Linked DNA regions of Mus musculus: region 1 is linked to region 2. A link is a loop called in an ENCODE intact Hi-C map of the cell type or tissue named here. Cell type or tissue: gastrocnemius. All regions are shown on one strand. Each heading gives the region's core, and the rest is flanking DNA. Links, peaks and the distances in the headings are about the cores only. Region 1 overlaps Nr5a2 (nuclear receptor subfamily 5, group A, member 2). Region 2 has its middle 69 kb from the start of Zfp281.

What was found. Hi-C counts contacts between places; a loop is a spot of excess contacts. Peaks named below come from ENCODE experiments on the same cell type or tissue, not always from the same donor. Only the 100,000 strongest peaks of a DNase experiment are listed, where the experiment ranks them.
Region 1: it touches region 2 in a loop (7-fold over the local background); 2 of 42 quality-filtered maps call a loop at or near these places.

The regions. Positions count from the first base shown.
Region 1 is chr1:136,855,570-136,871,245 of GRCm38, reverse strand. All of the region lies in intron 8 of Nr5a2 (nuclear receptor subfamily 5, group A, member 2), which reads left to right. Among named protein-coding and RNA genes, the nearest start is that of Nr5a2, 97 kb to the left of the region's middle. In gastrocnemius, for the core only: a CTCF peak has its summit at 4,345 (motif pointing right); no DNase peak of the experiment used is centred there.
Region 2 is chr1:136,548,328-136,564,003 of GRCm38, reverse strand. It overlaps a transcript of Kif14 not described here. Among named protein-coding and RNA genes, the nearest start is that of Zfp281, 69 kb to the left of the region's middle. In gastrocnemius, for the core only: CTCF peaks have their summits at 7,166 (motif pointing right) and 7,930 (motif pointing right); no DNase peak of the experiment used is centred there; H3K4me3 peaks cover 556 bases; H3K27ac peaks cover 613 bases.

The sequences.
Region 1 (15,676 bases), core at 4,169-12,168, 310 kb before region 2:
AACCTTTCTCTTTGATATTCATCCTAAGAGAGATAACTGTTGTGCTGGCAACACTAATACCTATATTAAGGGCATATTCTTTCCTCCCCACCCCCACCCCCTGCGGTCTGTGTGCACACAAGCTGTTTTTATTTTAATCTAACCTTTTGGGGAGTTATTTTTATTTTTTCTTCAAGACAAGGTCTTACATATCCCAGAATCTGATCTTCCTGCCTCTACCTGGGAAGTTTGAGAAACATATGTAACTTCTTTTGGAAATACATTGCTGACTTGGGCACGACTCCATTACACGACCAGGACAGTTGCTTTTCAGAGAACTGACTAGACGCCTCCTCTTCCATACGTTACCAAGTCTCTGAGAGGTGAGAGCCTCACACAGTACAGCACACTGTCTCTGACCTACGACCCACTAGGCTTATTTCCATCTTTAACTTGTAGCGAAATTTATACAACATCAATTCCCATTTTATATAATTTTGAGCATACAGGTTAAACATATATATGTTGTTATATAACCATTGTCCCTCTCCTTCCAAAATTGAAACTTTTTCCCCATGAAGGTGTAATTCCCATTTTCCCTTCCCTCCAGCCTCTGGAGCCACCTTTCTGTTTAGGAAGTGTCTTCAACATTGAACATCGAACTTTGCCTATCACGTAACATTAAAGTTATGCCCTGTCTCCCAGTGGTACTGAATGCAGTAGCTTTCAAATGCTACATTACAATACAGCCTCAAATGCTTCCCCTTTATTCACATCGCTAGCCTCAAATTCACAGGACCAAGCAGAGTGAGAGAGTAAGGAGTAGAGCGCAAACTATGAATTTGTGAGTCAGGCATAAGCGGCACATCCCTCTAATCCCAGCCTGGGCTGCATGAATAAGGCCCTGCTAATCATTAGATCAACAAATAAACAAGCAAGCTCGTGTATGTTTTGAGATATTTTTATTGACAAAACGATGAACTTCAAAATCGGAGGTCTTGGTCCTACCATCTAGAATCCAAGCACCTGGGATGAGGTGGAGCTAAGCATCCTCCCTGTGACACTGTGGCTCGTCCTGAGTGACAGCTTCCTTAGCTATCAAACTTCAGGCTCCAGAACCTCTGCCGTGGGCACTGTGGGTGTAAGCTTCATCTTTCACTCATCTCTCCCTCCGCTTCTGTGTTGCTTCTTTGACAGTGCTCCATTTATCATTTTCTATTGTAATTGTTTTGTGGGTCCACAGCTGGAGGACCAGCTCGCCCTTCACACTGTATCTTGAGCATCTAGCATCATTCCTGGAATGCCCTTCGTATTAGAAAGCAGTGCTTGCTTAGTTGGCACATTCACTTATGACCGCCCGTGAACAGTGTAATTTGTACGCATTGTTTCTGAGCATCACAGCAAGTTAAGATACAGTTCATGCGCTGTCCTTATGCTATCTTCCCAAGAGCCGGGGAAGTCCAACCACATCAAAATCACCCCGGGAAGTAGGTAGCAATAAGTAAGAGCTCTGCACACTTTAGACACCAAAGGCCAGATTTCTGCACAACTCCCAACTGTTTTTCCGGCTAATTGATTAAGGGAAACTATAAGGGCAATCTCCACATTTGTCAGTTACAACGATGGTAATTCAATCTAAAGTAGACCAGTCAGGAGCCTGGAGGGAATCAAATCTTTCTAGACCCTCAGAAGCTGAGTACAGGCCAGCTACTTGCCTTTACCCTTCCTTACTCGGCTGCAGCCCGTCCAAAGCTCGGCAGCTTTCAGACACTTGCTCTCTGTTTCCCAGTCTGGAGAATGGACTTGCCAGTTTGATCACTGCAAAGTCAGACACACTGTAGCTAACAGGGTAAGGATGTTTTATGCTGGCCACCTGTCTCCCGCTCCTATCTCGACAAACCTTTATGATGAGCAGAAGGGTCAGTGGTCAGAGTCTGGGATCAAAAACTTGAAGAACCGGAAAATAAAAAGAAAGCCAGGAAAGAGTTTTAGTAATTAGCAATTTCTCCTAAAATTAAGAGAAAATAAGCTGTTGTTGTTGGCTACAAAGAATTCCGAGATAGATGGAATACCCATATGTGCTGGCGCCGGTCCAGAGCCGTGCATATCAGTGGACCTGGGGCCCCTGGATACTGTAACAGTATCGTTTCTAATTATAACTTCAAGGAAATTCCTCTCTCAATGAGGTAGCTGCAGCAGCTTATTCTTCTCTTACAAAAGAAGACTGCCTTTAGCATTTAAAAACATCTTGCTTTGCTCTCATTGCCCCAGGGTGTATTTTCCAGATTTCTGTTTGAGAATCTTTGGAATCCTAGGGAAACCTGCCCCCCCCCCCCCATATTGCTACCTCTCACATTCGTTCACTACACGGCGAACACCACCATTGGGTGATTCTTTCTCCAGTTCATGGCTATTTACAAACCAGTCCTCTACATATCTTATTCTACTATGTTATCAGGAAATTATTTTCATTTCTATAGAAATTTTAAAAATATTCTCCTATTCAGCTTGGCCATATTATAATGCAGAGTAAACAAGAGGCCCCATTACCTCTAATCAAAAATCAACACTCTTAGTTATTTCATTAATTAGTGTAAGTTGTCATTTAGAATTTGTACTTGTGATTATCAGTGGCTTGGAACACCCTTCTCCTGTTTTTCTGAACTCTCGGCTCACGTCATTAGCCCATTGGGAATATATGCTTTTCTCACTCACAGGGTCCTTCCCTTTTCTCTAAGGGTAACTGGAGGGGTGAATTCTGTCTCTTTCACGGAAGTAGCCATAGTCATATTTTCCTGTGTGATTCTTGCTGTTGGTTTTTTCTTTAGGGAACCCTCAGCCTTTAAGGTGTCTGTGTGGGTGTATGTCTGTGCTGTTGTGTTTATTACAGTACAATCCTTTCCCGTGATATCTTCCAATTAGTCAATAACCGCAAAGCTAAGTAGTTTTTGAGGAAAAGAAGCATTTACCAATCATTTGGAATGGATTTTCTATAGTTTACTTTGGACAGATAGGAACACTACATCAAAATGAAGATGTATATTTTCATATTTAGATTATTACAATATTCAGACTAGTGTTTTGTGTGTGTGTGTGTGTGTGTGTGTGTGTATGGTGCATGAGATTTTATTTTTCTTTTATAGGTAGTTAATTGTTCCAATGCTACTTATAAATAAAATACTTTCTTATTTTAATGCTGTATCTTTTATATATTCAAAGAGAGTGTGTGTGTGTGTGTGTGTTTGTGTGTGTTTGTGTGTGTGTGTTTGTACATGCATATGGATCTCTTTCTGAATTTTATATCTTATGTCACTGCCCCCTTTGGTAATTTCAAAGCAAAGTTCCATGTGTTTTCATCCTTCTTACAGGAACCTTTCTGTTTCTCTCTATCTAGCTTTAGCTGTCCAGATCTCACTCTGTAGTCCAGGCTGGACTCAAGCTCCCAGAGACCCATCTGGTTCTAGTTCCTCTGTGCTGTGATTTAAAGTGTGCACCAGTGTGCCCAGCTCCTTAGAATGAATCTTGAAGACTGGCTAATTGGTCTCAATCATTGGCTTTCCCCGTCCCACAGAAGTTGCAGGTTTGGGCTATTCTTCCACAGACAGCTAAGGTGGGATTTTGGTTGAAATTGCTTTGTGTTTAGGAATTGATTTGGGGAACGTGATTTACTTCACGGACCTGAAATTCTGTCGTTTGTGAGGGTGGTTTCTCTTCAGTGGGCAGGATTTCGTTGACAGCCTTCGGGGAAGCTGTGTCACTTCTCCACAGACATCTGTTGGCCACACTTTTCTAGCGACTTCCTATATAGTTTGTTTTTACACTGCAGTGCCTTTTCTTGACATCTTCTACACTGAATATTTTTAAGTGAATTAATGTATAATTGGCCACCTGATTCCCTTGATACCTGAAATCGCTTTTCTGTAGTTTAGTTTGGAGTTAAAACAGTGCAAAACTTATTTTCACAAGAGCTGACAGAAGCCTAGAACATAAACCATCATATTTTCATAAGAGGTACAAATATTTTCACATCTGGTCAACAATGTAATATATTTGTACCTCTTATAAGAATAATTATGAACTCTCAGAAATTAGTATGGTTTTTGTTTGTATAGAAAGCAAAGAAAATACATTGACTTTGAAGATATGCAGCTATTTTTTGCCTTCAATTTCAGTAGATCCCCTTCTTTATTAATTTATTCGCACTCTAGATAGATTCTTGAGTTGAACACTTCTTGATCTGTTATATTTTTATGGAAAGAATTGGGGTTTGAAAGTTGCCTCTTGGCACAACTATAATTGTTAACTGCAGAGACAATGGCGGTCAGGGAGTCTAGAAGGGCATGCTTGTTACCTTTCAGAACTCTAGGGGGCGCCACTCCCACAAGCGTCTTTGCCAGAGCCCGAGTGGCCCTTTCTCGTGGGCCCGTATTCACCTCCAAATATCTCATATCTCTATTCTGCTCTTGGGCCTTTAAAAATTTGTGGTTTCTCAAGCAGTGGGCTTTCAATTTCTAAGCAAATATCAGTTTGGCCATGCTTTCATTTCCGGAATGTAAATTATGAGCCACATGTCACAGAGACTCCTTTTGTAATGTGCTATTTAGTTAATTTTTGGAAGTTTGGCTTGTGTAATACAGTATGTTTGTCAAGTGTCAGGTTTTATTCACTTCCATCATTCTGATCATTTTAATGCATTTTTGTGGTAGGCTTACTGTTATTGAATAATAGTTCTACATGTTTTTTTTTTTTTTAACCGTGTGTGTCTTTTGGGAGTCTGTGCATCTGAATGCAGTACCCGTGGAGGATAGCCTTAGGCTCCCCATGCACCTGGATTTGTATGTGATTCAAAGCCACCAGGAGCTGAACTCACATTCTCTTGGAGGACAGATGATTTGTGTTCTTACAGGCCTCTGTCAGCTCTATGCCATGCCATTTCCCACCCCAACGGTGAGCCATCTTCCTATTCGATCTGTGAAACTGACTCCAGTTTGTCTTTCCAAACTCACAGAGAGGCTGCTCTGCTCTCTTCTCAGCACACCTACCCAACCCAACAATCCGAGGAACTTCTGCCAAGTCGTGCAGTTGGTTTCTGTTCTGTCTTCTAGACACACCACACCTTTTCCTATGCCCAGGCCCTGAGAAGTTCCTTTTGCCACAGCTAGCGTGATAGTACCTCAGACCATTGTCCAGGAGCTGCCCATGCTGGCCTTCCCAGGTTTCATGAGAAGCCCCGATTCCTGGAGCTTTGCCTGGGGCCACGAAATAGGCAACGTGTCAATGGGTAGAGCCCAGAAATCTGAATATAAATGATCTGCCAAGAACTCTCCACCATTCGATGTCCTAACAGTTACTCCTAAATGTTGTTCCCCTGAATCAACTAAAGGGGAAAGGTTTTGTTAGTAGTGCCCAGAACTAAACCAGAATATGCAGTGTATGGTGTCCTTATTTCAGGAGCGTCTCCAGGGAGCCTAAAGCCGATGGTCCACTTTCCTGTATACTAAGTTACAGGAATATCTTAACCTTGTATTCTGACACATAAACCAAGAGTATACAGAAAGAGTGAATTTTCAGATGCTTCTGAAAAATAGGGGGTCCACATAAGTTCTCACTGTAGCTTCTGAGAGCTTCGCTGTTTCAGATAGCAAAGGCATCTGGAAGAACTAGTCTCACACTGCAGCAGGGATGGCTTCTTTGCTCTTTGTTCAAACATTAGGCACCCAAGAGTCTTCACCTTCAAAAGAGATAAATTTATAGGAGAGTTGTACTAGATAAACAACAACAATAGTAATAAATAAAATAAATTTTCTATTGTTACCAGAGATTCATTTCCAAATCTAACTGTAGTTTACTTATAAAAAAATTATTGGAGTAACTGAGCTGGCATCACCTAGTGATGATGCTTGCTACCAAGCCTGATGACATAAGTTCAAACCCCGAGACGCACATGATGGGGAGAAAAATTCTTATAAGTTGTTCTCTGACTTCCACATGGCATGTACACGCACGCACACACACACACACCTACCCACCTAAATATGAAAGACTACATGCAAGACACTAGATTATATTAAGTATTAACAAATTTACTATGTGTTTGTTAGCTAAGAGATTCATACAATTTTAGCATATACAAACACACACACACTGGTAGAGTCCAGGCAAAGGCCTCGTGCATACCAGGTAAAACATGCAATTGCTATGCTACATCCACAGCCAGTAAGCTATCTGTGTTTTGCATTGGTTTATAAATATTCTCTTAAGGGAACTGACCTGTCTTTAACACTCCCAAGCAGAACAGCATCGAAGCCTGCTGCCCTGGTTCCTTAGCTGTGGCCGCCGTCGGAGTCTGGCTGAGGAGGCGGTTACAGAGCTGTTTTTCATAGGTGTGATTTTTTTTTTTTAATAGCTTGCACAAAAGCCATCCACAGGTACCAGTCAAACCAAGCGTCATTCTCTACCGCTGGTCCTTTCTCAGGCAACCTAAGGCATGTTTAAAATTCTTCTCAACTAACAAGAAAGGGTATTTGTGGACATTAAACATAAAATAAAATTAAGTTGGAAGTAAATTTTAGATGATACTATGTTCAAATCACAAGGGTGGCCACTCTCCTGGTCATTGTCTATGGTGTCCTTAGTTTCTAGGCTAGAGGGCCAGCTGGGCTGGATCTCAAAATTTAGTCAACAAGTCTCTAGTCTTTGGAAATTTTGAGAATCTCTTGAGGGCAGAGAGATGGCTCGGTGGTTAAGAGGATCTGACATTCTTGCTGGGGGCCTGAGTTCTATCTAGCACCCACATTGCACAGCTCACATCATCTGTAACCCCAGCAACACATCTGCTGCCTGCCTCTGGCCTCCAGGGTGCCTATATTTATATGCACACCATCACAGACAGACAGACAGACAGACACACATGTACAGATAATTGCTTGTTCTAAAACAAGCTTATAATGGATGTATAACACAAAAGTTTTTATTTTTCAAAACCATAGTAACTAGTCAGTAAAGCAGCTATTGAATATTCAGTAGATGTCCAATATCCAATTAAATATGGATTTGATTGATGACAAAAACAAAATTGGGTAACTAAGTAGCTAATAGTCATGTTCGAGCAAACAAAAAGAAACTATGAATATGAGAGAGAGAGAGAGAGAGAGAGAGAGAGAGAGAGTTTATTGTTGAGTAGAGAATGTGTGAATATGCTCAGGGAGGGCGAGAGGGGTTCTATAAATTGCAAGCTGAAAGGGGAGGGGTTTTTGTTTTTGTTTTCAGCATAAGTCCAGCATAGTGGCCCTGGTGGCGCTGGGATGCCACAGCTCAGAAGGCTGAGTTGGGATGATTCTGGGCTCCAGGTCTTCCTGGGTTAAATGGTGGGACCCTGCTCAAATACAAAAAACAACCTGGTTTGTTAAGATTACCTCCTTGTGAATGCCCTTCCCTTTGTATACATCAGTGAGTAATTCTGACATTGATCTCTGGTTATTTTCTATCCTTTCCTCCTTTATCACCTTGTCTCTCGCTACGCTAGTACTGTGTATTTCCAGACCAGGTCAGGAGGAATTATGGAAGAACAGGGTCAGATGCAGCCATGGATGGGGTACCCAGGGCTTCTTCCCCACCACTTCCCATGTTGTCCCGAAGATCAGTGGTTAGCACCTGACTGTCATAGGGCTCTTATTAGATGAAATGTGTGTGTACATATATCTCTATATAGAGAGATATAGATAGATATGTACAGACTCTCTTTCCATTGTGCTTGTGCCAAAGAAGAGTGTCCGTCAGACACCGGCTGGTGGCTATCTGAAAGCACCCAACAGCTGGTGTCTGTCATATCTGTGTGTTCACACTTAACACGCACCAGAGTCAAGGAGGAAAGAGAGAGCCCTGCGTGCAGCAGCCTGGCAACTCTCAGCAAAGCCACAGCATCATACTATATGGTGGCTCGGTACTGATGGTGGCTGTGCCTGTGGAGCCTCAGCCTGCATTTCCTTATTGTAAGCTCCTGGCCATCACTTAGGGCCTACATGTTGGTTCTTTACGGACATCTGCTTGACTTCCTTGAAGCAACCCCTCCCGCCAACCCTTCCCCATTGAGCACCATGTAAGGATGACTTTATCAAAGTTATTCTATGAACGTCTCTGTCACTTGTTTGAAGTCCATAGTGCAAAATAAGCACATAGTAGGGGTCCACACTGCCCGTAGATGGTAAGTGAATGGGCAGGTTGATAAATAATGGGGATTGAGTAGAAGCCACAACAAAGAGTTTGAAAGATACATCGCCATCCTATGCTCTCCTCTCCAGTCCTCCTCTCTACCTTCCCACCCCCCTCTTCCTCCCACCCCTACCTCCTCACTCACCCCTTTTTCATTCAGACTGGTGATGAAACCAATCAAGGCTAACTTGAAACCTCCAACCCCTCTTCTGCCTCCCTTGTCGGGTGCCTGCCAGAGGAAACAAACCTCCGGACTGTCCATAGAGGAGTTAATGGGGAGACCACCCCTGCTTTGTTTTTACAGCATCAACCTGGTGTAGAGACAGGCAACTCTTCCGACTCCAGTGAGCGTCATCCATATTTAATGCTCCTTGCTATCACAGTCAAGCATCTCAGATGGTTATCAACACCACTTAAAAATATGACGCCTTGTTAAATAATTAATACAGGTGATGGGGAAGCTTCAGGCAATGCTCAGAGCTCTAGTAATTAACGGACTGGTTACAAGATGCAAGTAAGACGACGGCTTAACCACTAAAGCCACCACATAGGGCTGGATGCTTTAACATTAAGCCGCGTATATGTGAATGGCGACATATAGATTTGGTTCCTGGGCAGTAGGGGAGAGGATCACAAGCTCTCACCAATTTAGAGACTGTCAGAAAACATAGGCCTTCCTCATGCCCCAAGCATGCCCCCTGCCCCGTCTCCAAGCACTTCGCAGTACTTGGTACCTTTTTTATAAGGCAGAAGCTGAGAGTGTACATCTTTTCTGTTCTGAAATCTGTTTCATCCACCTCCCTTGAGCATTTAGAGACGAACCAAAGCTCTGTTTGTTTGTTTTCTTGCTTGTTCTCAATATTGTAGGCTGTTCTCAGAAATTAGCCTGGAAGCTTTCTTGGAGGAATTAGTCTACAGCATCTCTGTTCTAGGAACTGAGAAGGGAAAATGGCCCCGTAACTGCTCACCAGCCGGCAAATTCCCACTCAGCCCGCCCCACCCACCCCGAGGAAAAGAGAAAGCTTTGTCAGATGAAACATTGTCTTGCGTCCTTTTGCGCCATTCTGGACAGTCAGTCTGGTAGGAAGTATTGGGCGATAATAGGACGGTCTTTTCAGAGAAAGCCCCGGGTTTCGAGTTAGCAGGAACCATCTATCAGTTCTTAGGATTATGCCGTGATTTACTGTCAGGGCACCATGTATTCTGTGATTTTCTGCCTCCTGTGAATCATTGTGCTTTCCTTTCCTATTGATGTATCAACTATAATAGTTACAAGCAGCTACAGAAAAATCAATAGCTAGCTTTCATTACTGTGTACATCAAGTCAAGAGCCCCACGCATCAAGAGCGGACCTTGTTAGATACTCACCAGTAGAAGAAGGTAGAGCGCTACCTTACAGATTGAATGAGAAAGATCAACTTAGAGAATTGTAGGCATTCAGAATTTGTAAATATGGGCGTCTCTCTCACGCATGTGATATTTATGTTTAAGCCTTTTATCAAAGGAGAACAAGCATTCCAAAATGAGCATAAATATCAGCTGCCATGTGTTCTGTTCTGTCATTTTCTCAGGCCATCCAGGCAGCAGGAATCAGTACTAGCATAGTGACAGTTGGCTGTTAACGTGCTCAACACCCAGGCAAGTACTGGGCAGGCCTCAGAGGACTCTGAGTTGCCCAAGTCTTAACCGAAGACTTTCATTCTCTTTGAGAATGATTGTGGGAAAAAGAAAAGGATATGGGACTTAAACACAACAAAATGTTTATTGTTTTTGGATCCTATTTAACTCCCAGATAGCGCATGTAAATCAAGGCAGCCTGAGAGTAAAGCACACGTGCAGGTCCTCTGGGGGCTGGCAAAGGCCCTAGCGTTCTCCAGAGTGTCAGCCTTTCATTTGGGCCACACTCACCGGAGACAAGCAAAGCAATTCTAAGGAGTCTGGGTTCTGATCCATGTGGAATCATGAAACCCATAAAGTCTGCATCCAAGCCTGTAAGTTTGCAGGAATCACCCATCACTTCCTTAGAGTACCAGTCCATGTGAGCGACTTTCATCAGTCATGGTTACCATCCAATTTTGAACCCCAGTTTATTTTCACCTTGAGAATTTACAGGGCTACAGAGAGGAGAAACCCTGTCTCAGAAAAACAAAACAACAGAAAAGAATCTTAAGAAAAACAGCATTTAATGATATAAAACCTAATGTATAAACTTAGACCTGGAGGACTAGATCAGTCTCCCCCAAAGGGCCATTTTGAAATATTGATGAATCTAAACAAACGGTTTGATTTCACTCTGTTTGTTTTGTCTTGAGGGGGTGAGAGGAATATGCCAGCAATGGACTGCTCAGAGAGCCTGCTTTCTTTATCATAGTCTTCCCAACTCCCAGGGAGTGCTCCTTCCCTCTCCCTCCCCCCACCCCATTGCCCCTCCTCTGTGTCTGTGTCTGTGTGTCTGTGTGTCAAACAACCAGAATTACCAAGCAGCTCTTGCATCTCCCTTTGACATTCTGACAGTGCCATGGCTCTGCACTGAGTGCTTGGTATTCTGCAGGAATTGTGCAAAGATTCCTTATGCTGGCCCACAGTGGTCATAACTGAGGATCCTAGGAAGCCAGTAATGCGCTCTCCAACCCTTCTTCTGCACCCAATTCTGGGAGGAAGCTCTTCATTACTGAAGTTAGTTAAGCAATAGTGACATCAACAAGGTTAAATTGTCCCATCCCTTCCCAGTGCTGGACCTGGAACCTATAGTCTCACAACACTCGGCAAGTACTTGACCATTAACACTCTATCTTCTATGAGTGTATGTACACGTGTACACACACACACACACACTCACACTTCTACTTTTTTCCCTTTAGGATTACATCAGCTTGCCACTCCCCACTCCCACCTGGCCTACCATTAGTCTAGTAGCTTAAACTGTTTTTTTTTTTTAAACATTATCTATGTTTGTGGGTGTATGCATGTCATATGTGTCAGTTCCCATGTATGCCAAAAGAAGGTATCAGACTCCCTGAAATTGGAGCTGCAGGTAGCCTTGAGCTACTTGGTGTGGATGCTGGGGAAAACTACATCCACACCACAAACACATCTCTGAGCCATCTCTCCAGCAATCCCCTCCCCCCACCTTAACAAACATGCTTTTAATATGCACCTCCTAACTACAGTCAGAGAGTTGTGAGCACCATTCAGATGCTTGATGACTCTGTGCCTCATAATTCCCCTAGATAGCACCTAGGCTTCTAGTAAAACTACAGCCCCAGGCCTCAGCCAGGAAAGGGAGAGAGCTTTCCACAGCCATTTGGAGAGTGTTTGCTCTGGCTTCACCCAGTTCCGTGCCCAAGGTCAGAGGGCGCAGACTCCAGCAGGAAAGAAGCAGGGTGTTAGAGACAGCAGGGGCTTTCCAGGCTGGCTGCTCTGAGTGCCACGGGGTCACACTCTGGGGAAATCCAGAATGACAGCAGCTGTGCCACCCACCCACCTGGCTCCCTGACAGAGATGCTGCTGGTCACACACACACACACACACACACACACACACACACACACACATGAAGTAGGGTTAGCAAGTTTTAAACACAGATCACGGAAGGATATCTTATGCAGAATATTAAGACTTGAGCAATGATGAATGAGTGAATTTAGAAAGAAAGGAAGAAAGGTAGGTAGGTTTGTAGCTGACCAAGCATGCACATTAAGCAAAGACGGCTGTGCTTATGGTTTCTTTAAGTAGTCACATAAGATTTGAATTTTCTTCCCAATTAGGGAAAATATGGATCAGGTCAACATTTCTCTAGTTTTATCCACATAAATGTTATTCTGTGATCTAGTCAAATTCTTAATGTAATATTAGTAAACTATCTAAGAAATGACCTCGAGTCTTTTCCTGTCTCACAAATGTTCTTTTAAGTTTTGGGCCTCAGTGTCCAGAAGCGACTCCCAGATCTTCAGTGCCGATCCCCTTCAGCTTCATCTCTGATGTGCTGACACCCTTCGGTGTGCTTGTGTGGAAGTCTCTGGCCAGCCCCACAGCTGGTGTTATTTCCTGTTTTGGACTTCCCACTCACTGCTCACACTTGACACCTTTGGGTTAGGGTCAGGTCTGTGCCATGCACCCTCTTCTGACTGTGTCTAGCCCTGCAGGCAAAACCTGCCTGCAGCCTGAGCAGTAACCTGTAGCTGTGTTCTATTGACTGATGTAATCACTAACCGTCACTGATCCTCACCCTACAAGGAGAAAGGCTCACTGCCACAGGAAGAAGGCAGCAGTAGTCTCATCACTAGGGGCCTAGACATTTGAGAACTTCTTGCTGATGACCAGCACAGGCAGGTGATTAGGAAGCAGTGGATGTTTATGATGCAATGTGTCCTCAGTATGTTGACTATGAGCTTTTCCGGCTCTTTCAGGAGTGTTAAAAGATGCTTCATCTTGCCAGCTCTTTAATGTGCCCACAGCAGCTCAGTACTGCCTGCAGCTCCAACTCCAGGAAATCTGACACCCTCTTTGGGGCTCCTCAGGCACCCCTACCCAAGGAGGGGTGTAATCTGGGTTCCAGAAGGGCTAGGGAATCTAACTCTGGGACTAAGAAGTGGCAGGGCATTGGGAGTAGGATGTGCACCTCAAGACCTACCATGTCATCTCCATTCACACCGAAAACTGGCAACACAGAGCAAGGTAGCGATAGGGCACAGAGAATGGAGCTTAGAATGTAGTGGCTCAGGGTTCTAGATGCAGCTCTGTCATTAAATTAACCAATGTTAGAAAGGAGAATAATATTGTCTTAAGCATTGAATCAGATAGTGCTAACACCAAGAGGTGTTAAATACCCATTGCTGAATTAAAAATTAGTGAATGAATTGTGAGCACAAAACTTTCCATCACTTAAATTGAAAATGTTTCGGCACAACTGCCAGGCGATTGTGTACATGCTCACACTCTTTCTGCCATGGCTTTGCACACACATTTGGTCTGAAATAGATGTGTTCTTGGCTACACGTGCATGTCGTTGGCGATTCCCCCATGAAACTCATGGGGAGAGTCTTTGGGCTGTCTTATCCCTTAAGCCTGAGTTCCCATGAGACAGTTGTGAATCCACAGTGGCAGCCTGAGCTGAGTGAGTGTCTGGGGACCCGTGTCCTCCCCTCGTGGAAGGCCAGTGGAAAGGTCAGAGAGGCTCAGTAATGAAACACTTCCTTTGGGGCTAGTGTCTGAAAGAAGGTGGGCTGCTAAAGTTTCCCAGCTTTTCAAGGCTGTAAGATTTCCTAGGCAAGACCTGGGTGGGCTAATGGAGACAGTTGTTCAATACAGTCAGCACCCCAGGGAGACAGAATAATTAATGTTGTCTTTTGAGCCAGGTATTGTCTTAAGCTTGCAGTCATTAGTGACTTTTTTTGTTGTTGTTGTGTTGTTTTTAAAAGATGAGAATACTGAGCCGTAAAAGCAGTTTTTTAAACAGCATAATCGGATATATTATGATATTATGATCACTGTCTTAGCAAAATCTGGTTATACTTCTAAGATCATAGACGAGGATCTCTTCCTGGTCAGGAGACCAGCCCCAGTACAGTCGTTCTCAGCCCAATTCCCCTGCCCGTTAGATCTCCACTCTATGATTACACAAATACAGAACAGATTGCCGATATAGATTTTCTGTCTTTCACAGAGAAATACAAATCCATGAGCAAATGAATGAATTATTAATTTCAGTTATGTCCAAAACCTAGATAAGTATTTGGATTTAACGATCTTGTTAGGTAACCAGTTGTTTTTTTTTTTGGGGGGGCCGATCCTGTCTTTATTTCCTAGCTCTTCTTTTTTTTTTTTTTTTTTTTTGCTAGCTTTTTTTTTTTTTCCATTTTTTATTAGGTATTTAACTCATTTACATTTCCAATGCTATACCAAAAGTCCCCCATATCCACCCACCCCCACTCCCCTGCCCACCCACTCCCCCTTTTTGGCCCTGGTGTTCCCCTGTACTGGGGCATATAAAGTTTGCAAGTCCAATGGGCCTCTCTTTCCAGTGATGGCCGACTAGGCCATCTTTTGATATATATGCAGCTAGAGTCAAGAGCTCCGGGGTACTGGTTAGTTCATAATGTTGTTCCACCTATAGCAGTTGTTTTTTGTTTGTTTGTTTTTTTTCTCCCTCTTCTTTTAGCAGCCCACCCCCAAAGACCCTATCTTAATTCTTCAAGCCAAAGTAATTCAAGCTAAGTATTGGTTTTCTGGGTAATGTTTTTTTTTTTTTTTTCTTGTTTTCAACCTCTGTCATACTGAGCTGAATTTTAATAAGCTAAGGGAAATGATATAATAACAGGTAAAACGTGCATCTGAGTCTTAAAAGGCAGCTTTATCTTAGCTTCACAAACTAATGAAACCCTGGATGCATGTATAATGATAATGGCGGTTCTCACAGGCCTTCCACTACGGAACTGTACGGATCGCCGGGTACTACTCTTTAGAGGAAGTGGGAGGAGAGCGTCCCCAGTACAGCAAGCTCTGCTAGAACAGAACTTTTCAACTTGGCGCCCAAAAGTTGAATGCACACTTAAATTATAAATGTATACTATAAATATTGGAAACCATCAGTTCTGTAACCTCAAACCAGCGCTTTCTGGGTACTGGGCACTAAGTGCCTTCAGAGTGCTAACTAATGTAATTGTTAAGCAAGAGGGCAGGGGATTGGCTCCTTGCACCCATATGGCAATTCACAAACCTGTAGTTTCAGTATCAGGGTATCAGACGCCCCCTTCTGGGCCCTGTGAGCATTGCATACACATGGCGCACAGACATGCACACAAGCAAAACATTCATGCACATTAAAAAAAAAAAAGGAATAAACCTGTAACAAAAAAATATAAAGGAGAGTATAGAGAACTGACTGCAACATTAAAATGCCCAAGTCTCCTCCTGATGCTATCACTAATTAACTGTGTTGTCTCTTTCTAAGAAACAATAAGAGCAGGGTTGTGAGGAAATATAAATATTTGTTATAAAATAAATGGAAAGGCTTTGGCAGTAATTAAAACAACAACATTATTTAATTCCCAGAAAGGCAATATTGTATAAAATGCCTAGGCAAAAGCAGACACAATAAGTCTCTTAATTCCCTGATGTTTCCAATTCTGCTGGTTAAAGTTGAATTTATTTCTCCCAAGTAGGATCTTCAGAACCCAGAACTTCCCAACAAAGTAAAACTGAAACCTGTTATTTAAAATAGTAGGGATCAGATTGGTCAACCTTAACCGGTGAGCCCTTACAAACTCATTAGACCATCCTGCTGTTTGAAGAAGCAGCTTTCTTCTCTCTCTCTCTCTCTCTCTCTCTCTCTCTCTTGGTTTTTCAAGACAAGGCTTCTCTGTATAGCCCTGGCTGTCCTAGAACTCACTTTGTAGACCAGGCTGGTCTCAAACTCTGAAATCTGCCTGCCTCTGCCTCCCAAGTGTTGGGATTAAAGTTGTGCGCCACCACGCCCGGCGAGAAG
Region 2 (15,676 bases), core at 4,578-12,577:
CCAGAGCACTGGCTGCTTTTCTGGAGGATCCGGATTCCATTCTCAGAGCCCACACAGCAGCTCACCACTCCAGTTCCATGGATCTGATGCCCTTTTCTGGTCTCCGTGGGCATCGGGCAAGCACAGGGTACACTTACATACAGGCAGGCAAAATACCCAATACACATAGTATTAAAAAAAATAAAAAAGAGTAAATTTTTCAAAGTAAATCTGCTGATACTCATTCATGGATTATCTATTTATTAAGCATCCCCTGCCAGTAGCATCCTCAAGGGTTGTGCACTCTACACCTAAGGTATTGCGACATCGACTGGGGCTCAGGGCCTGAGAGGTCATGGATTTGATCCCAACACTGAAGAAAAAGAGGTACCAAGTGCAAACCAGGGAAACATTCCATAGAAAATAAAACGCAGTAGCATATTCCCAACACAGTGTATATACTTCATACACACTTATCTGCAGGCACACATGTGCCCGCAGGAAATAGAAATGCATTTTTCTTGCAAATTGCCCATACATTTAAAAGTTCAAAGTTGATTGACACATGCTTTCACTTAATGAAGGTAATTGCAAAGAATAACAAGTCCAAACAGCCCTGCTCAGTGTTCCGATCTCATCCTGCCACGGAGAAGGCGCGGAGGGAGGGCTGTTGGGACGAGGCTTCAGCACTAATCACGCGTAAGCTCATTTGTAAGACGAGAAACAGATTAATAAGCGTCAACACTTGCCTCCAAACACTTGCCGTAAAGAACAAAGGCTGCTGACAAATGGGACTGGGGTGGGGAGCTCTCTCTAGCCTCCTAACTACAACCCAGACACCCTCTCCAGAAGGACAAGAGTGCCCATCAGAGGCCCTACCTGTGAGGCAGACCTCAGGTCCACCCTGGCTAACGGAGTGGGAATCCTGTGGTTGATTTTACTGAAAACCTCTGCCCAGTCCTTTGGGTAACAACGCAAAGAGAGGGTGGCTTCGTCGCTATAGTTAGTGTTTGTTGCATATCTGTAAAAACAAACCATGTGGCGTTAGAGTGACTCGCTCCGTGTTTAAATGACATTGACACTCACCTCATTTGGGGACCACGGAGACATATGGAAAAGGTTTGTGATTACAGCTACAGGTGGGTTTAGTCCTGACTTCAAATAGCTGGATTATAAGAGGATTCTACCATATTTAGTTTTATCCTGCGGAACACGCTGGGAAAGTGAGCATTTTGCCTAAAATACCAAAAGGTAGATTTCCCACTTGACTTCTTCCCACCACATATAAACAGTAGGTAAAAGAGAGCGGCCGGGCAGAGAGCATTGAAACAATCAAATTGTATATAACATGAGCTTTGTTGCTGTATCGTAATTGTGGGGCCTTTTCTCCCAAAGCTGGCTGGATTTAGGGTCATGTTTTCTGTAGCAAAAGGGGCATAGAATTCTCGTCAGTGAGTTATACGATCTCAGCCCCATCATTAATGTAATGTGACCATGCTTGCTTTTGTGTGACACAAGGCATTAGGAGACACTGCGGACATGCTGGATAATGGCAAGATAAATAAATAGTAGGCGCGGAAGACCAAAGCTCCTCTGTGGCTCTCAGAAATATGCACTCTGTGTTTAAAAAACAAAGAGAAATGCTTCCATGCCGTGTTTAAAAGTAGAGAGAGAGAGAGAGAGAGAGAGAGAGAGAGAGAGAGAGAGAGAGAGAAAAGAAGTATATTTAAAAATTAGCTTTCTTCCACGCAACCTATATTTCTGAAGTCTTGTTTTCGGGAGGGAGTGTGGGGTTGTGGGTCTCCCAGTGCCACTGAGGAAACAGAAACAAGCTGCTAGCTCTTTGTAGAACAGCCTCGAGATAATGGGGAGGTCTGAGAGACGGTCAGAGGCAACTGAGCTGCCCAGGATTTCTTTATACATTCTTGTCATTCCTTTTTCCTTTTGCTGCCTTGCTTATCTCTCCGACCCTGCTATAAGTGTGAACATAATCCACACACAAGTTTATTCACTGCGCTATTTACTTAGAAACTACTTATAATGGGGTGCGGCTGTAGCTCGGGCGCACGGAGCTTCCTAAGCTTGTACAGGCCTTGGACCTCAAGGACTGTGATCCTCAAGGGAGGCAGCAGGCAGGCAGGAAATCACTGTTTAAGAAAGTATTTAGAAGCTGGGCATAGTGGCGAATTCCTTTAAACCCGGCACTCCGGAGGCAGAGGCAGGTGGATTTCAGTGAGTTCTAAGCCAGCTTGGTCTACATAGTAGACTCTGGCACAGCAAGAGCTACCTAGTGAGTCCCAGTCTCTTGTTTTGTTTTATCTTGTTTTGTTTTTCGAGACATGGTTTCTCTGTATAGCCTTGGCTGTCCTGGAACTCACTCTGTAGACCAGGCTGGCCTCTAACTCAGAAATCCGTCTGCCTCTGCCTCCCAAGTGCTGGGATTAAAGGAGTGTGCCACTACTGCCTAGCGAGACACAGTCTTAAAACAAAACAAGAAAGAAAGAATTTAGAAAGTTAAACTCGTCAGTGCATTAACATCCCAACATCCCAGACCCGAGGCAAGAGAATCAGGAGTCTGAGGCCAGTCTGGCCTACAGATGGAGACTTTGTCTCATGAACAAATAAAAGACATATGTAGATGCAGTATGACAATGGTCGGTATCTCCATTTTGCTTCTGACCTCAGAGGTAGAACTCACTTTCTCAGGATGGCACAGCCTTGGAAAACATCTCCGAGACACAAATGCAAAATGCAAAACGCAAAACCAGTTGTAATGTTTTGGGGTCACAGATTCAGAGTGGAAGAGCCAGAAGAGACCTCAAAGGCCATATTCACACACACACACACACACACACACACACACACAAACACACACACACAAACACACACACAAACACACACACACAAACACACACACACACACACACACAAACACACACACACAAACACACACACAAACACACACACACACACACACACAAACACACACACACACACACACAAACACACACAAACACACAAACACACACACACACAAACACACACAAACACACACACACACACACACACCACCTCCTTTTAATATACACCGTAGGGCTGGGAAGATGGCGCTGTGGGTAAGGCACTGGTTCTGTAAGCGTGAGGACCAGGATTCAAATTCCCCAGTACCCACATGAAGCCAGGTGTGGTAACATCTGTAATCCTAGTGCAGTGAGAGACAGAATAATCCCTGCAAGGTCTCTGGCCAGCTCCAAGGTGGTACTCAGTGCTGAAACACAGAAGAGAAACTTTGTCTCAAGCAAGGCAGAAAGTAAGGACTGACAGGCTAAGCTATGCTTTGACCTCTGGCATTTGTGTGTCCTGCACTCAAACACACAAATAGTACACACACACACACACACACACAGAGAGAGAGAGAGAGAGAGAGAGAGAGAATTTTTAAAAAGTATTAAGAGGCTAGAGAGATGGCTCAGTGGTTAAGAGTACTGACTGCTATTCAGGGGATCTAATGTCTTCTCTTTCTGGCCTTTGTGGGCAGTGCATGAACATGGTGCACAGGCATAAGTGTAGGCATCACCAATACACATTAAAAAAAAAAAATCTTGGGCTGGTGAGATGGCTCAGTGGGTAAGAGCACCCGACTGCTCTTCCGAAGGTCAGGAGTTCAAATCCCAGCAGCCACATGGTGGCTCACAACCATCCGTAACAAGATCTCTCTTCTGGAGTGTCTGAGGACAGCTACAGTGTACTTGCATATAATCAATAAATAAATCTTTAAAAAAAAAAAAAATCTTAAACGCATAGCTGAATGAATAAAGTGGAAACACTGTGGTCGGACTAGATTGTCCTTTATCTGTGAACCTCTGTTTGCTACCGTCAACATGCGTAAGTGATGGTGCGCAGCCAGTAGGACAAACAAGCCATAAACTCCTGGCACCTTTCATACCCTTGAACCCAGTGCACATTGCGCATGGAGGGAAGCTTGAAGCTCTGCTCATGGCTTGCTCAGCTTCCCCGACCCCTCCCCCAACCTGGGCCCCAGCCAATCACAGCCAATTCCTACTTGGAGGCAGTAGGAAAGTTGAAATTGTCAAAAGAGAGCTAGCGCCACTAAAACCCCGTGCTTGTCAGTGTGGAAGGAGACGGAAGTGTCTGACTTCATGTGGGAATGGAGATTCGTGGTGGAGGTGGATGCAGACACAGAAGCATCTCATGGGAATGAGGATTCATGGTGGCAGTGGATGCTCACTCCTTGGAACCCAACAGCTTGCTTACCCATTGGACTCCTGCTTTATAAAAAGAAAGCATGAACAACATCCCATACAAAGAAAACACTGCCTTTGCACCTCAGCCAGCTTGCTGGCTCTTCCTTTAAGGGTACACTACCTTCTCTACTCTTGAAGAAGGGGATTGCTAATGTAATACACCGAGTCACAACAAATACGAGCAGCCGCAGCTGAGCCAGTTGCTTCTGTAGCATCTCAGCTTCTAAGCAAATAATTTACAGAAATTCCACAAGCAAGGAGGTGCTTTGAAGGCTGCCTGGGAGCGTGGAGGGCTGAGTGAACAGGCACAGCTGAGACAGCTGGGAGAAGAGGGTGACCCGATCTGCTTCCCCCCCACACAACCCCCCCACTCCAGCTTTCCCCCCATCAGTTACATACCAGTAGGGTCCAGCTAGCCTCAATCCACTGCAGATTTGGATTCTCCTTTGAAACAGTGTCCTGAGAAGGGCATTGCTTCTCATTTCTTGCAGAATTCACTTTATTAAATCTATATAAGTAATGGGAGCAGAAATTTAAGAAAAGGACCCCATGTTGGCAAACCTTCCTTTATCCCCGATCACATATAAATCCTCCACTGTTTCAATCGCCATTTCGATGAGCTCTCTTGCTACTGTTTGTTCCTTATTTTTTTGGTGAGCCAAACTTGACCACAGTGGGGAAATGAAAGAATTTTCCCATGCTTAAAAGAAAAAAAAAATAAATAAATAAAATCTGTAGCTCTGAAGCTCATTGCCGACCACATCAGACCACACTTACGTCGTACAGCTGGCAAAGGAATGAGATGATTCTGCAGCTGCCATAGAGACAGCATCCAACATAAGATGCACTAGGCAATAGCCCAAGCAGGAAGATGCTAGAAGAAAGAGTTCATGGTGAGTGTGTGTGTGTGTGTGTGTGTGTGTGTGTGTGTGTGTAGAATCAAAATCAATTAATTTGCCCTTAAAAATACCCTATGGAACATTGTCATTTAAAGTCATTTTTATTAGTCGGATTATTTTTATGTATAGATGACATTTTGTTTTTTTTTTTTTTATTTTTTATTTATTTTTTTTTTTTAGATTTATTTATTTTTTATATGTAAGTACACTGTAGCTGTCTTCAGACACTCCAGAAGAGGGAGTCAGATCTTGTTACAGATGGCTGTGAGCCACCATGTGGTTGCTGGGATTTGAACTCTGGACCTTTGGAAGAACAGTCGGGTGCTCTTACCCACTGAGCCATCTCACCAGCCCTAGATGACATTTTGTAGTATATTTTAGAACCCAAATTACACAATTTGACAAAAGTCTTGAGCTTGTGCTTAGGTACGGGAGTCTCCAACGGGTGATTTTTACATGACATATTCCCATGTAAACGAACTACCCACGCCCTGTTCTTCACCCTGAAGTCAGCTTAGTGAGAAAGAAGGAAGTGCTCGGGAGGTAAGGATACAGCCAGCAGCTTTGAGCCTCTTGTCCTGTGCTCCTTCCAGTCTAGCACTTGAGTCTGTACCACTGAGGCAAGATGACAGCAACAACTCTGCTGATTTACAGATTTACAGACTCATCTCCCTGCGAAACGACCCTCTACAAAACTGTAGAATATTGCTGACAATTTAACATCCTATTCAGGAAACATTGAGATGAGGACTGTGCGGGTTGGGGATTTAGCTCAGTGGTAGAGTGCTTGCCTAGCAAGTGCAAGCAAGGCCCTGGGTTCTGTCCTCAGCTCTGTAAAAACAAAACAAAACAAACAAGCAAACAAAAAGAGGTGAAGACCGAGGACCGTGTTGCTGTAATGCTGTAGAGGTCAGATGTCAATACATACAGGGTGTCTTCTACCACACTCCTTTTTTTTTTTTTTTTTTTTTAATGTTTTAAAAATCACTTTTAATTATGTGGATGCCTCAGTGTGGGTTTGTGCACAGGAATGCAGATGCCCAGGAAGGCCAGAGGCATCGAATCCCCCTTGAGCTAAAGTTACAGACAGTAGTGAGACCCTTCTGCAGGTGCCGAGAGCTGAACTCTGGTCCTCTAGAGGAACAGAACATGCACTAACTGATGAGCCATCCGCTCAGCCACATCACGTGTTCCCCCCCTCGGGGGTGGGGGACGTCTCACTAACCCTGGAGCTCACTGATTGGCTAGACTAACTGGCCGTGAGGCCCCGCCCCTCATCTTCCTGGCTTCCCTTCGTGCAAGCTCCTACATTTACTTAGCATTTACATTCGAGTTACGAATTCAAACTCAAGTCGTCATTTTTTTTTTTTTTTAATTTTTATTTATTATTATATGTAAGTACACTGTAGCTGTCTTCAGACACACCAGAAGAGGGAGTCAGATCTTGTTACGGATGGTTGTGAGCCACCATGTGGTTGCTGGGATTTGAACTCTGGACCTTCAGAAGAGCAGTCGGGTGCTCTTACCCACTGAGCCATCTCACCAGCCCCTCAAGTCGTCATTTTTTACCCACTGAACCATATGTACACTATAAATGTATACCATAATGTACGCTATAAATAAGTAGAGGTATAGTCTAAAAAAATCTGTACATATTTTGACAAAATCCATCCTCAAGATGGTGGAAGGTTATTGCTTGGTTTATATACATTTTTCACGAGTGCAGCCGCTGATGGGTCGTAGGTGGGAAATCAAGTGATCATACACCGGCATCGTTTTGAGCCATTACAGGAACAGAGAAAACCTGCAGAGGACTTGGTCTGTTCTCCATTTTGATGGCACGAAAGCCATCCCTTGCTTTTAAAGCAAGCACAGGGATAAAAATCCCCGTGATGGACTCAGAGACCTTCTGACCTCATCTCTCACCTTGGCTTTTAGTCTTGTTGGTGGTTGTTTTGTTTGTCTTGTTTTTAAGATTTATTTATTATACAGCATTCTGCCTGCAAGTATTCCTGCAGGCCAGAAGAGGGCACCAGATCCCATTACAGATGGTTGTGAGCCACCATGTGGTTGCTGGGAATTGAACTCAGGACCCCTGGAAGAGCAGCCAATGCTCTTAACCACTGAGCCATCTCTCCAGCCCCAAGTCAGTGGGTTTTTTTTGGATGTTGTTTTCTGAATGGTGTGTGTGTGTGTGTGTGTGTGTGTGTGTGTGTGAAGAGAGAGAGAGAGAGAGAGAGAGAGAGAGAGAGAGAGAGAGAGTTTTTTCTTGTCTTTCCATACCCCTTATGGTGTATGGTGCAGTACTACACTGACCTCAGCCTGTGGAAACAGGACAGACTCTGAAGGCACTGAAGGGGACTATGGGAAGGTCTGTCTGTGGCTTTATCCTTCCTTAGTTCTGCTTCTGGCTTACAGGTTGTCCATTTCTCCAAACTCATTCTCAGTTTGTAGAAATGCAGCTGTTTGCCAAACACCTACGGGATAGCGCAAAAGCTCGTACCGTTTTATTAATACCCTTTTGGGTTCCATGTATCTACACACAAATCCTGCATCTTGCAGCAGTCCCAAAATGAAGACGTAGATGCTGTCTGCCTGGGAGAAGGGAGGCACTCAGTCCTCGAAGGGCTGCTGTTGAGCTCAGACTAGAGGCACATTCCTTTCTCTTGACACAGAGTTTCCAGCACAATTAGCATTTTATAGGCATCCCACAAACACTGTGGAAGGGAATCGAATTGCCACTGGAAATGGCCAGAGTGATTAAAATATTAATTCTAAACAGCAGAGGGAGCACCCCGGGCGTAGGTTTCACAGTGGTGGTCAACCCTGATCCCGTGCACAACCCCCTGGGAATGTCAAGAAGCAGCCAAGCCCTGGCTGTCAGAAACCTGACGGAGTAGACACAAGATAAGACTTAGCCACTGAGAGTTTTTAAAGGTCCACTGGTAATTACAGAACATAACCAGGTATGGTGGGTAGGATTTTTTGTTGTTTTGTTTTATTTAAGTGAAGAGTTTGTGTTCCCTGAACGGCATTCTTCCAAGGCCAACGCTTCTGAAAGGAGCACTCACAGAGGATGACAGGACTGCCAAGCCGCCCAGGAACTGCTTCTGAGAGTTGAATTTGTAAATGAAGAGGCAGTTTTGCTTTTCGGAAGCAAGATCTACCAGCTTGTTCTTAAAGGGCCAGGTAGTGACGACTTCAGGCTGCGCAAAGCTTTGTACTCTGCAGCAAACTCTCACCTTGGTCATCAGGGCAGAAAGGCGGTCCTGTGGAGACACGTGAATGGGCACAGCTGTGTTCTAATAAGGTTTTATTGATGGATGTTCAATATTGAATTTCATGAAACCCCATTCTATTGACTTTTTTTCTGTCTTTTTTTTTTTTTTTTTTTTTTGGTTTCTCGAGACAGGGTTTCTCTGTGTAGTCCTGGCTGTCCTGGAACTCACTCTGTACACCAGGCTGGCCTCGAACTCAGAAATCCACCTGCCTCTGCCTCCCAAGTGCTGGGATTAAAGGCATGAGCCACCACAGCCCAGCTTTTTTCTGTCTTTCTTGAGACAGTCTCACTGTGTAGTTCTGGCTGGCTTGGTACTCACCACGTAGACCTGCCTGGCCTTGAGTTCACAGAGACCTATGAACTATGTTTACCTCCCGAGTGCTGGGATCAAGGCATGACCACTGAGTCCAGACTGATATTTTTTCAACCACCAGAAACTATAGCGGGCTGAGTGAGATAGGGCTCACCAGGTAAAGGCACTTGCCGCCAACGTGGGCAACTTGAGTGGAAGGAGGGGCTGATTCCCAAAAGTTGTCCTCTGACTTCCACAACCCCACACACGATACATAAAATAAATCATACATACAAAAACAAAACAAAAGAAAAAAAAAACCCAACTAAACAGTGGCTAGGTTTGTGAGCAGGCCATTGTTACTGTCCCTCCCCCACCCAAATCCTGCTCTAGAAGAATGCATTAAGCCAGTCCAAGCTGGCTGCTGGTGGCAGACATATTTAATCCCGGCACTCTTTAAGGCAGAGGCAGGCGGATCTTTATGAAATTGAGAGATCAGCTTGGTCTACAGAGTGAGTTCCAGAACAGCCAGGGATATACAGAGAAACTCTATCTTGAAAAACCAAAACCAAAATAGAGAGGAGAGAGGGAAAGAGGGAGAAAGGAAGGGGGGCAACATAGACACAAATAACTATTAAAAGATAAATTGAGGGCTATAGAGATGACTCAGTAGTTATGAGCACTGGCTGCTCTTCCAGAGGACCTGTGTTTAATTCCTAGCAACCACAGCTCACAACCATCTGTAAAGGGATCTAATTCCCTCTTCTGGCAGGTATACATGCAGATAGAGCACTCATACATAAAATAAATAAATCTTTTAAAAATATATATATATATACACACACACATACATACATACATACATACATACATACATACAGGTATCCAAAGGCCAATTTGGGTGTGACAGATTTAACCTGTTTCATACTTCACATCCCGTTCTTGCCCTGACAGGGAGTCACAGTGAAGTGATTTCTCAAACCCCAAGCATACTCGAGAGTTGGGCGGTTTTGCTTTGGTTTTTATCTGCTGCTTCCTTGTTGTGCTATTGTGGGAGTGGAGCTGGCTCATCTTCTGGCACAGTTCTTCCTAGAGCAATTACAAGCCCCAAAAGATGTGCTTGCGGTAGGGTCAGGACAAGACGGAGCTAACAAGAACTTAATAGCCCAGTCACAAAACTTGAGGCTGCCCTGTGTCGGGCTGCTTTTACTGTCTTTTGTGTCATAAAAACGACCAGCTCCCTGCTCTCAAGTGAACGGTTTATAGGCATTGATTTATACAAACACAGGTCTATTAAATATGAGCCCAAACATTTTGGAAATTTAGACATAAAAGCGCAGGAGAGGGCATGGAGTGAGTCCCACTGAGTGCATTCTCTCCACAGGTGACACTGGAAGTCTTCGCCACCGAAGGGCACGCTTCCTAAAATGTGGGTCCGCGGGGTAGAAGAGCAGGCAGGGAGAACCAGCGAGCCTCCTTGATATTAGCTGAAAGATCTGCCTCACATGCAAATCTTTCCTACCTTTGAACTGTGTCAGCAAAGCTTCCACCAGGCCAACATTCAATCACAAGATTATTATAGTGAGAAATAAAAACCTTCCATTACACTTTCCAACAAAATAATGGTTCCGGATCAGAGATAAGACGAGGGTGCTTGGGTGCGCGCATGTGCGCGTGCGTGCGTGTATATTTTGAATATAATCCGAATAATCTTTCCCCCATCTTTGGAGAAGATAATGGGACGAGAGAGAGGTAAGATGTAGGAGGAGGGACATCCCTGACGGGACTTTAGGAGTTGTAGAAATGCCTCTCAAATAAGGCCAAACCAGTCCTGGTCCTGGATCTCACAGGCAGCCACAGGCTCTGCCACTGCAGGGGTCATAAATGTGTTTTATGCTTCCAGTTGCTGGCTGAGGCCTCATCGTGCCCAGGCAGTTACCCTCCCCTAATAGCACAGAACAAAGACCAAAGTCCCACCAAAATGACGCTGGAAATTGCCCAGCTGACCCTCACCTCTTTGATGGGCTTCACTTTCGGAAGCTTGCCCAATCCTATAGGTTGGACCAAGAGCCCATCTCTATAGTGACATTAATGTTCCTCCCCAGTCCCACGAGGGAATTTTCCAATTACACACACAAAAATAAAACCCACAAACCTGACAGCGGGCAGAGGAGGATCCAGAACTATTGCTGATACCAAGAGCTGCTTCTTATTAAAGGTTGAGATTTAGTGCAAAAGTTAGAAGTGGGGACTTGCTGGAGAAGGTAGGTGCTGGGCGTACCAAGCTCGCTTCTGCAGAGACAAAGATGGGGATCGGGCCTCTGGGGGTGGCAGAGAGCAGATGCACCATCCATCACCACCCACACCTGCCTGTCCTCCTTCCCAGGCCTAACCTTCAAGGCCAATCTCTCCTCTGCGTGCTGGGAAGCAGAGTTTTTATTTCACCTGCTTGAAGGCTTGCGGTGACCATCTCTCTGCCACTGTGTGCTGAATCCCCTAGGAACAGCAGCTATTTCAGGATAGGAGCTCTGCCCCCTCACCGATCTTGATTTCAAATGTAAATTTTCTGAGTTGTTTTAATTGCTTTTTAAAATAGTAAAAATATGATAAAATAACTTCTCATCTTGACTTCCTACAAATACAAGAACAAATCAGAGGGAAGTAGAACATGTCTATTTTCATCTTTATCTTTATTTTATACTGTGATCACTCTGATTCTTTGTCTGACAAACTGGTCTCGAGCGCCTACTTGCTCAGTCAGACCCTGTTGAAAATGGTGAACAAAACATTTATCGCCACCACCGTGCTAATTCGGTTCAGTCTAGGCCCCCATGGTAATCAGCTAACCAGGGAAACGTGATATGCTATATCCACGGAGTTCAGAAGACACCCTGAAGTTACACTGTCCCTACAGCTGGCTTATGACAAATGTTTTCAAAGCAAATTTTAAAACTTGACTTCAAGTTGGGTGGAGTTCACTTTTAATCTCAGCACTGGGGGGGGCAGAGGCAGAGGCAGAGGCAGAGGCAGAGGCAGAGGCAGAGGCAGAGGCAGAGGCAGAGGCAGAGGCAGAGGCAGAGGCAGAGGCAGAGGCAGAGGCAGAGGCAGAGGCAGAGGCAGAGGCAGAGGCAGAGGCAGAGGCAGAGGCAGAGGCAGAGGCAGAGGCAGGTGGATCTCTGAATTTGAGGCCAGCCAGATCTACAGAGTTCCAGAACAGCCAGGAGTATACAGAGAAACCTTGTCTCCAAAAAAACAAAAACAAAAACAAAAAACAAAAACAACAACAACACCCCAAAACACTAAACAAACAAACAAAACAACAACAACAACAACAAAGCATGACTTCAGGGTGAACTTATAGATGGCATGGGAACATCCCTTTGTAATCCCAGCATGAAGGGGGCTGGAAGTCTAAAACCAGTGAGCTTAAGGCTGGGTGAGACATAACAAATTCAAGGCCTTTGAGACCCTGTTTAAGAGCTTTTGACACCTGGAGGGTCATGGGAAATACTAAATGAATGAACAAACCTGCCTTAAAATCCTAAATCTATTGTTTACGCTTGGACTTTGTGCAAAGGACTTCAGCTCTTCTTCGCCTCTATTCTCCTCACCTACAAGCTAAGGATCAAAACCAGAAGGCTGAGCCAGGCTGGGTGAGGACCACCCAAGTCCATCTGAGCCACACCTGACCCACACCGGTATCTCAGAGCCTGGCAGCCTCTGTGACTTCTTAGTTCTGGCCAGTTTCCCTTGAGGGAACATTATCACCCACATGCATGAGAGAGAGAGAGAGAGAGAGAGAGAGAGAGAGAGAGAGAGAGAGAAACATTCCTCTATTCCCTGGGATAGCTGTCAGAGACAAGCATTAGCTTTCAGCGTCTCTGAATGCATGTCTTGTCGAGTCTCCCCACCAACACACACAGGGAAAGGGAGAGCCATCAGCTGCTTCGACACCAACGTGTGCAGGCAAGCAGTGTAGACACTCCGGGCTCAGAAAGCATAACTAGTGTGTTGGCCTTCAGGTAGTAAAAAATGGAAACCATTTTAAGAATGTTTAGGGATATTTCCTCTCGACATTATTCAGAACAGAAAGAATATGTTTCATAATGCTCCTTCCATTTTCCTGTGGATCTACACTTAGGAGTTGAAAGTCCATTAGAAAGGCAGAGTGGGCCGCCATCTGCCTATGAGACAGTGCCATCTAGTGTCCGATGTGAGCATCGCAGAGGATCGGAACATTTCCTTTCTCACAAGCAGGTTTCATTTAGCAGCGACCTGGGGCCTTCCTTTCAACAGCTGACTATACCCGCGGCCTCTTCCAGACCCACAGATGAGTGGTCCTCTTCCCCACGTATGAAACATACAAGCGGATCATGACAAAACTATAAAATATTTTGACTGATACGTTAGTATTACTATATTAATATTAGAATGAGTGATAGGCAAAGAAAATCCAGCCATTTAATTGGTTAACAATAGAAGTGATTTGAGAAGAAAGCACACGGTGTGTGATGTCAGTGTTTCGCAGTAACAACAAGTAATACTGAAGACATACTATGTCTTCTTAAATGGTAAAATTATATGTAAAAATGTATGGTTTATTTTCAATATGTTTGCTTCATCTATTTTATATCCCAGGATAGTGAAGGTTGCATAAAAATGTTTCTGTTGAGAAGGGGGGAGGGTGTCCCTTTTCTCATCTGTCATGAGAGAACTACAGGAACCTAAGGGGAGGTGGACTCTTTGGGGGAGCACAGTGGGTCCCCACATGGCCACTCGAGGCAGAGTCGCCCTGCATTGATCCACCCTTGGCTGCGACACACAGGAGAAATGGGAGCTTACTGTATTGAGTCACTTGATGCAAAGGTCATCTGTGGCAGCAGTCTGCCCGCTCAGTCTAATAACCCTCAAAAGTAGTCTTTTTGAGATAATAAATATTACTTTCTCTGTAAAGAAAAGCGCCATATAGTGGAATAAAGAGTGCTAGACTCACTTTTACGATTGGCTCATGCTGTATTAGACAATATTTATTTACATTTATTTATGGGGTAGGGGGGAGGCACACACACCACAGTTCACTGTTGAAGGTCAGAAGACAGACAACTTTTGGAAGTTGGTTCTCTCCTTCCACTCCGAGGGTCTTGGGGGTGGAGCTCAGGCTGTGAGGCTTGAGAGCAAGTGCCTTTACCAGCTGAGGTATTTTAGCAGCCCACGTTGGGCACTCTTTATAAAGCAAGAAGAGGAGGTTTTGGGGTTTGTTTGCTTGTTTGTTTAGGTTCCCCACAGATGCCTATAAGAGCATGTTCCATGAAATAATGTTTATTCTCCAAAATCCATTTTTTTAAAATTAGGTATTTTCTTCATTTACATTTCCAATGCTATCCCAGAAGTCCCCCATTACCCCCCCCCACTCCCCTACCCACCCCCTCCCACTTCTTGGCCCTGGCCACTTCCCCTGTACTGAGGCATATAAAGTTTGCAAGACCAATGGGCCTCTCTTTCCACTGATGGCCTACTAGGTCATCTTCTGATACATATGCAGCTAGAGTCAAGAGCTCCAGGGGTTACTGATGGACCATCTAGAGACTGCCATACCCGGAGATCCATCCCATAATCAGCCTCCAAATGCTGACACCATTGCATACACTAGCACGATTTTGCTGAAAGGACCCTGATATAGCTGTCTCTTGTGAGGCTATGCAGGGGCCTAGCAAACACAGAAGTGGATGCTTATAGTCAGCTGTAATGGATGGAACACAGGGACCCCAATGGAGGAGCTAGAGAAAGTACCCAAGGAGCTAAAGGGATCTGCAACCCAAAAATCCATTTTTAAGATCCCTGACATCTGATCCTGTCTCAGCTGAGTGACACACCCACATGGGGAGGGGGCGCAGAAGGAAGGTGGCCGAGCCTAGGCCCTTTCGAGCTTCATACTCCTGACACAGAGAGCAGGCAAGGTTACTAAGGAAACCCATCCTGCCATTCCCCTGCATGTGGGCAATGCATTTCCAATGAAAGCTACTTCCACATTGTCCACGCACATGGGCAAGCACATAGCTTCCATTTTTAAACTGCCTGTCTAACTCTCCGGTTTTAAAGCTTTTACTGTTCTTTCATTTTCTAGTCGTTCTGACAGCAAAATAGATAATGCCCAGTACATGTCACGCAACAGAGTGAGTATCTGCTTCTAATTTCCCTCTGTTCTCTGGCAGGGCCATTTAGGGCCTTTCTCATGTTCAATTAGAATAACCAATGTACCAGAGAGAGACAGAAGAACTTACTGAACGGTGCCTTATCGCCTTAGTGCATGGGTTCATGAAACTCAAATACAGTAATATTTTTTTAAAATTCAGCAAAAACTGGGTATTGGTGCTCTTGGGGGGCAGAAGGATCAGAGTTCAAGGCTGTCCCCAGCTACATAGTAAGTTGGTGGCCAGCCTGGGTGACTATATGCTCTGAGTGAGGGGATGGAGTTTTCTAGCTAAAAATTTGATGCATGAAAAGAACAGAATAAGATATCAATTAAATTTGACTTCATAAAATTTTAAATTACTGTATTTCAAAAATGAGCAAACAAAATAAAAAAGTAACCCAGAAAATGGCATAGTATTTGGGCTAGAAATAACAAATATTTAATATCCTCATAAAACCATGCAACATAGGCTGGCAAGATGGTTCCATGGGTAAAGAAGCTAACCCTACAAGTCCGGTGGCCTGAGTTTGATCTCCGTGCAAATGTGTGCACTGAAACTCACTCACACACACAACAGACACACATAGGCACACACACACACACTAAATACATGTAAAAAAAATTTAAATTCTAAACAATGAACTGAAATAAAAGCCAAACTAAGTAGCCAAGCCAGACGCTCACTAACACCTTAATTGAGAAATGTGCAAAAAGCACAATTTCTTTACAACAAAACAAAAGGATAAAGCAGAGCATGTCGGTCCATGC